Regions from separate parts of the Homo sapiens genome. Here region 1 is linked to region 2. The links are chromatin contacts, found by Hi-C or POLR2A ChIA-PET in ENCODE. All regions are on one chromosome and are shown on one strand. Each heading gives the region's core, a stretch centred on a gene start or an enhancer-like site at or near the end of the contact. The rest is flanking DNA. Distances are from core to core; before and after follow the strand shown.

What was found. A loop is a pair of places that touch in the nucleus more often than their neighbours do. ChIA-PET counts read pairs that join two places held with the same protein, here RNA polymerase II (POLR2A). Pooled maps may share reads with other maps.
Region 1: a pooled map shows a loop between it and region 2 (14-fold over the local background). The contact joins the promoter of PSMD12 here to the promoter of DDX5 in region 2. A Hi-C loop is called at or near these places in 1 of 37 single-sample maps with no recorded cell type and 10 of 50 pooled maps. POLR2A ChIA-PET finds 5 or more read pairs at or near these places in 1 of 52 experiments (activated CD4-positive, alpha-beta T cell).

The regions. Positions count from the first base shown.
Region 1 is chr17:67,364,587-67,368,090 of GRCh38, forward strand. It overlaps PSMD12 (proteasome 26S subunit, non-ATPase 12), which reads right to left and starts at 1,991. Exons shown (of 11, transcript NM_002816.5): 1 at 1,826-1,991. The coding sequence starts at 1,933. RefSeq lists enhancers at 1,807-1,866, 1,887-2,196.
Region 2 is chr17:64,505,039-64,508,728 of GRCh38, forward strand. It overlaps DDX5 (DEAD-box helicase 5), which reads right to left and starts at 1,251. Exons shown (of 13, transcript NM_004396.5): 1 at 1,038-1,251. The coding sequence starts at 1,081. CEP95 (centrosomal protein 95) reads left to right here and starts at 1,939. Exons shown (of 20, transcript NM_138363.3): 1 at 1,939-2,078; 2 at 3,554-3,682. The coding sequence starts at 2,060. RefSeq lists a silencer at 342-411 and enhancers at 502-711, 772-901, 1,602-1,841, 2,042-2,131, 2,113-2,729 and 1 more.

The DNA of each region.
Region 1 (3,504 bases), core at 741-3,240, 2.9 Mb after region 2:
AGAGCAAATTACTTGTTTCTTCCTTATGGACACTATCATTCTATTAATTCCAAAGTGGAGGTTCAGGGGCTGACCTTGGCCTGTATGTTTTGTTCTAGCTACATTGTATTGGCTCAAATAGTATTTTAATATGACAGATTAGTATCCAATTTCTAAATATTAAGGTATTTAATGAGAAATTCATCTTCCTGGTTTCTCCCTCAAATTAGCAGCATCGACAATACTCGGCCTTCATCCCCAATTGGCAAAGATTATCTGAAGGTGAAGATCTGCCGTCTCCTTTTCCTGGGCAGGTGCTCGAAAGTTCAGGTTTTTGGCCAGCCGCGGTGGCTCACGCCTGTAATCCCAGCACTTTGGCAGGCAGAGGTGGGTGGATCACTTTAGGTCAGGAGGTCGCGTGCGACCAGCCTGGCCAACGTAGTGAAACCCCGTCTCTACTAAAAGTACAAAAATTAGCCGGGCGTGGTGGCACCTGTAGTCCTAGCTACTCGGGAGGCGGAGGCAGGAGAATCGTTTGAACCCGGGAGGCGGGGGTTGCAGTCAGCCAAGATTGCGCCACTGCACTCCATCCTGGGTGAAAAAAGTGAAACTCCGTCTCAAAAAAAAAAAAAAAAAAAGTTCAGGTTTTCACTACAATAGGCTTCTAGGCAGGACAGCATGGTGTGTGAGGGCACCAGCTCCAGAATCTAGAATCGGTCTGCCTGGGTTTGCTTCTTGGCTTCACCACTTTACTAGCTGTATGATCTTGGGGCATGTGATTCAACTTTTTCTAGCCCAAGTTTTCTTACCTGTAAAATAAGGATAATAGTAATAGCCATCGCATAGGGCTGAGGTGAGGATCAAATGGCTTAGTGCATGTAAGCACGGTGCCTGACACTGCAGAAACTACTCAACAAATATCAGTTATTGTTATCTGTCTGGCATTGGAGGCGGCTGAGTTTTCCCACCCTTATGTAACTGATGTTTGTTGATGCTAGCTGCTAGAAAGCTCTTAATGAATTTGTGGCTCCCCCTCAGCAAGCATACTGAACCTAAGATATACATACGTACCAACTTTATCACCTTTCTCCATCCTTGTTTCTTGGAAAGCCCGTTAAACTCTTATAGTGCCTACTTGTCTTTACTTCTGTAGTTCCGTCTTCAGTAATGACTCCACCCCACCTCAATCTTACTAATTCCTCAAGACCCAATACAAACGTCAGCCTTCCTGTAAAACCTTCCCTTATGGCACCATTAAGAATGCATAGCTTCCTTCTCGGTGTTCCAGTAACACTTTCCCCTTGTATGGCCCTCACCACCATGCATGACTTGACTAATTCATCACGTACATCAACTCCTAAAGGACAGGGTCCTGTGTTAGTCATCTTCGTACTATCACTTTCCTGCCCCTTCTCCTGGCCAAAGACCAGGCACATAGCCATGATCCACAAACGATGTAACGACATAAATTGATTGAGCAACAGCAACAGAACGAAACTCTCTGATCTAGCCTTAATACTGAAGCGGCCTTAACCCCTGGGAAACTACTAAGGTAAATATCACTTAAACAGCATCCAAGAAACGGCAAAAAGTTAAACGGAGCCCTAAGTCCCACGGAGGGAAGTGACCATCTGTTTTGGGGAGGGTCTGGGAAGCTATAGGCGCTGGCGTACTCCGCAGCCCTGGCCGGGCCGACCTGGGGTCTCCCACTCGTGCAGGCCCAACTAGGGCTGGACAGGCATTGGGGGGTGCACGCTCCAGCCCGCAGGCCCCCTGAGGCCTAAGCAGGCTCCGCGCCGTGACTCAGCCCCTGGCGCCCGCCAACAGCCAGCCGGCCTCTCCTCACCTTGGCTAGCTTCGCACACTCGGGTAGGCGCTGATCCACCGTGGCGCTGTAGTCCACCTCCATCTTGACGATGCGCCCGTCAGCCCGCTCCGAGCCGCCGTCCGCCATGGTCCCCGCCTGAGCGTCCCTTGCTGTCCCCCTGCTTCGGCCACCACTCGTCACCCACACCGGAAGTTGCCCGCGCACCCGCTCAGGCAGCCCATCGGGAGCCCACGCAAAGGACCCCTCGAGGTCCCCGGCGCTGGTTGCCACTCAGGCACTGCCGCGGACAGCCTGGGGGTGGGGCTTGAGGCGCGCGGGGCGGGACTCGCCACTCCAGCCTGCAGCGTCAGGTTTTGTCTCTGGGAACATCAGACTTTTTACCTAAAATTTGCGATGAGAAAAGCGAGTGTAATAGAACAGACCATCTCATATATCCCTACACCCCTGCTTCGAAATATGATTTCTCAGGACCGTGGCCAGTCGCTTTTCTTGGATCTCGGTTTTCTCATCTCTACATCAGGAGGCTAAAATAAACCTTAAAATAGAAAATTCTAAGGTTTTATCTACTTGAGAATCTTGGTGGCTTACTCTGTGGGATCTCTGAAAGCTCCTAAGAGAAGATATGGCAGCAGCTCAGTCATTTAATAAGCAAAGTGGTTTTTCTCTTTGTTTTCATTTTCACTGTAATCCACTAAGTTGGTAAAAAGAAAAGTTAAAAAGACATATTTGTTATCCCTATAGGATTTTCGTGAGCATCAAACTAGATGACATGTGAGACAATTTCAATTCTTAAGGGCCTTACACGTTTTATGTGTTATCATTCATACCATGCTGGTCCCTAGAAAATAGCTTGAGATCTTAAAAAAGCTTAGGATCCTTGAAAATGGGAATGAGGCCGGGCGCGGTGGCTCACGCCTGTAATCCCAGCCCTTTGGGAGGCTGAGGCGGGCGGATCATGAGGTCAGGAGATCGAGACCATCGTGGCTAACACGGTGAAACCCCGTCTCTACTAAAAATACAAAAAATTAGCCGGGCGTGGTGGCGGGCACCTGTAGTCCCAACTACTCGGGAGGCTGAGGCAGGAGAATGGCGTGAACCCAGGAGGCGAAGCTTGCAGTGAGCCGGCGAGATTGCGCCACTGCACTCCAGCCTGGGCGACAGAGCAAGACTCCGTCTCAAAAAAAAAAAAAAAAAAGAAAAAGAAAAGTAAAGAAAATGGGAATGAGGTTGTGTTTGGTGTGGGCATATGGTCAACAGCAGCCTGGAAAGCAAACAGGAAAACGGGAAATCTTGGAGTGGTTTATCTATTATGTTAGTGGTTCTCAATTTAATTAGTGCCGACATCGCTTTATAGATGCTGAATAGATCTCTTTGTTTGTTTTAACTGCAATGAAAATCAGGGAAAATATAAACCATCTACAAGCAAAATAAGACAATATCTCAGCTATAATCTGTAATGTAGAGGAGAAACAAATTTTACCTTTTTTTTATTTTTGTAGAGATAGCAGCTATACTACGTAGCCCAGGCTGGTCTCAAACACCTGGCCTCAAGCAGTCCTCTCACCTTGGCCTCCTAAAGTGCTGAGATTACAGGTGTGAGCCACTGTGCCCAACCAAGAAACAAATTTTAAAATAGCAAAATAATATATATTTCAAGAGATAAGGGCTAAAACATGTCTACAGTGGAAAATACAAGG
Region 2 (3,690 bases), core at 1-2,500:
ACTTAGGTCATGTAAACAGCCTGGGATTTATCATGTCGGAAGCCGGGGATTTATCATGTCGGAAACTTGTCACCCACATGCCAGAATTTGGGATTCTGGCACACACCACTTCTTGTGGTTACTGTAATCTTCCCCACCAGCCTAGCAATTCACTATCAGCAATAACAAGGCTACATGAACCGAAGAGCATCACGACGATGTTACTCATATGGCCGTTTTGGAACCAAACAGCTTTAGTGGTAAGAACCTAAACAGTACAGTCAGCGATAACAGAACAAGGGTTTTCTCAGAAACACTTCTGCTAGCAAACCCAGCTGGGGGAACGCCGCGGTAGAGCTCCGGATCAACGAATCAAAATTATATAACGCAGGAAAAAAGAAAAGGAGGAGCCGGCGACTACCGGGGGAGGAGTCCCGGCCCGGGCGGAGTCGGCCGGGCGGCGTTCCCGCTGGGGCGGCGCTTCCCCCTTTGTCTCGCATTTCTCTCTGCGCCACATTTTCTCGACGCTGCCATTTTGAGCTCCTCCGCCGGGCGGGGTAACAAAGGCGCCGCCGCCATGTCCGAGGCCGGCATTTTGTACTCGCGACTCAGCCACATGGCTGATGCCGGCCGCCCTCCTACCCCAACAGCACCAGGGCTTTGGAAGTGGTCCCCTCGCTCCCACAGAATGCCCGGCCACCCCAAAAACACCTCCCGAAACGCCGCACCTAACAGATGTTCCTTCGTCTGCCTCGAAGCGTCCCGCTTTCATCCGCACAATACGCTCCCTCTCAACTCCCTCAACAGCTACCAAATGGCAGCCGCCCCGACAGCTCCCCAATCCCCACACAAAAAGCAAGCTTGAAGACACTACACCGTCAAATCTCTTCCAATCACTGTGACGTGAATATCAAAATGGCGCAAGCCTTCGGGAAAGGAAGTCCCAAGATAGCCCGGAAAGGCCAAGTCCAAGCCGCAAAGCCCCCGCCGGCCGCCACCCTGACCCGCCCTCCCATCCCCCCACCCGCCAGGCCTGACAGCTCGGCTCCCAAACTCACCCTCGGTCCCGGCCGCGGTCTCGGTCACTCGAATAACCCGACATGGCGTCAATGGTTGCGGTTGGCGGGGAACGAAGTATATAGAAAAGCGTGCGACAAGTCGCTGGAAATGGCCTCGATGACGGCGAAGCCTTGCGGGGGCGGCAGCGGAGGAAGGACACCGATGACACCAGCCGAAGCTGCACTACTAGAGACCGGTAGAAATGAATGAGGTGCCGGCCGCTTTCCGGCAGCCGCTTTTATAGTCTGGACCGCCTCCTACGCCGCAGGGAACGCTGGGAGCCGCTCTATGACCTAATCGCCCCGCCCCTCGCGCATAGGCCGCAACGCCCGCTGGCGTTCCAGGATCGCCGCGCTTTCACCCCTCCCCGCGCCACTCTCTCAGGTCAGGGCCCACCCACCATTGGAATGCCTCATTCTGCACTCTCTTGACCTCACCTTCTTCTGGTCTTTCCACACCTCAAGCAAGCCACCCCGCCCTTTCCCAAGCCCAGCCCCGCCCACCCTCGCCACTCGGAGATGTTTACGTCTCCAAAGAGCCCTCACGTCTGTAACCAAAAGAGGGGGAAGGCGGGGCCTGGCGTTGTCACGTGGCTGTACCACCCCGGACCACCGAGAGAGCGGTCCGCACTACTTTCCCGTTGACGTCGGCGGAGGGATACAAAACGAAATAGCTCACCGGAAGTGCGCTGCTCGCACCCCGGGACCCGCCCGGGCTGCCGGCTGATGTGGACCGTCCGACCCGCGTGTCTGATAATCCTTTGACGGGTTTTGGTCGGCGGAGAATGGTCTCTAAACTTCCCAAACCGCCCCCGTTTCACGTCCTGTGAAAGGAAGTGCTCCTCTGATGACCAATCAGCGGCGAGAAGCTCTTTTAACGTCCGTCCTTCTTTCACGCCTCCTTCCCCGCGCTTTGGTTCGTGCGTCCGCGCCCCAGTGTCGGGTCTGCGTGGATCGGTCCTTCCAGGACACCGTCGCCTTCCCGGCCGCGTCGGAGTCCGGCGGCGACCTGCCTCTGAAACATGGCAGGCTCGGATGCTGGTGAGTGTCTCCCTGGGGTCCCAGTATGTGTGGACTGAAACCGTCCACCTCCAGGGAGGCCTCGGGCTAGCCCGGACTGGGTCTGGGCTGTCGGCGGGGCTCGTGACCTTCAGACGCCGCGTCGCGCTGGCGGGTTCCCTGGATAGGGTCTCTCAGCTTCACCACCTCTTCGCTTCGAGGCCGTGGAACAGCAGTATGCTGTGGGAGAGAGAGAGGCACTGGGGCGAGGCCGGTAGGACACTTGGGTCCTGGCTGTAAAAAGAGCGGTCAGAAGGGTCGTCCCCGGACTTGTCTTTCTGTGGGGCGTCTAGCCGCTGTCCGTGTGCCCTCCGCCCTTGCACTATGGGCCCTGAGGTCGTACCTGCTTTTGTATTGGTCTTTAAAGGAACAGCATTCTTAAGATTTATTATGCCCCTGCAGAATAGTAGAATATGCCCCTGTAGAATAGTTGTGCTTTTTTCTCTTCAGTGCCCTCTAGAGTCATGGGCTTTGTCTAGCACCGCTTTTGAAGAGCGAATTAATTTGGTTGTCTAGGACGCTTTCATCCTTTTCACAAGGACTGCGTACAAACCAGTTGTCATGGTTTGGCCAGCTGTGAGAAATGGGCGTGGGGAGGGGGATTATGTGCATGGAAAATACACTCTCATTCGTTTCCAGAACGTTACGTGTCCAGAACATAGTGGAGATGTTTGTTTCTAATACCGATTGAAAGTGCTTTCCTACCAATTCCCAGGCATTTCAAGGAACAAGTATTTTAAGCTAAGTTACTTTTGGTACAGAAACCGTTAAACTTTGCAAATCCCAGCAATATCTAGGGGAGAGGAGAATGTGGTACGCAGGAAACGTCAACAGTATTGATAATTCTGAGCTTCATGTACTTCCCATATTTTCTTTCATATAGATCGATATAATAAAAAAGAAAAACTAACAAATGCATTACCGTTGATGTTGTTATTATACCAGTTCTTAACAGCCTAAGTTTAATCACCACTTTTTCCGGCACCAGAGAAACCCTGACTTGCACAAGATAATTGGGTAAACACAAGACCAATACTATTGCAAGTGCGAAGCAGCCTCCATTAATGAGTTTCTGGTAACCTCGGATTATCATTAAACTGTTGTTTATGACATAATATTCCTGTTTACTTGTAAATATGTTTTAACTAAAAACACCCATGTAAGGCTTATATAAGTAACTTAAGATTTTAGGCTGCAACAGTATCAATTGAATTTGCAGTATAGTTTTGACTATGTAGAAATTACAGCACTCTGGAAATCATCCCAAGAAATTAAATACATCTTTTTAAAAACCATGCCTAAAGGGTCTTTGAAATTCTCTAACAATCAAATTCCTTATCTTCTGCAAAGTTCAGTGTCTGTTTTTGTTGGGGGGGAGGTTGTTGGATTTTTTAAATGTCTGTGTGATTTTTTTCTGGTGGTTTTTAAGACTGATCTTTCCCCCTTTTTCCCAACAGAGTGGGTAACCATTGCCAATAACCTTCTTTTTAAGTGTCATATACATCTGAGAATACATGAACTTCAAGACTGTGATGCTAATGTTTTTATTGCTCTTTATCAGTCTATTTTGGGAGAAAAGGTACCAGGTAAGAAT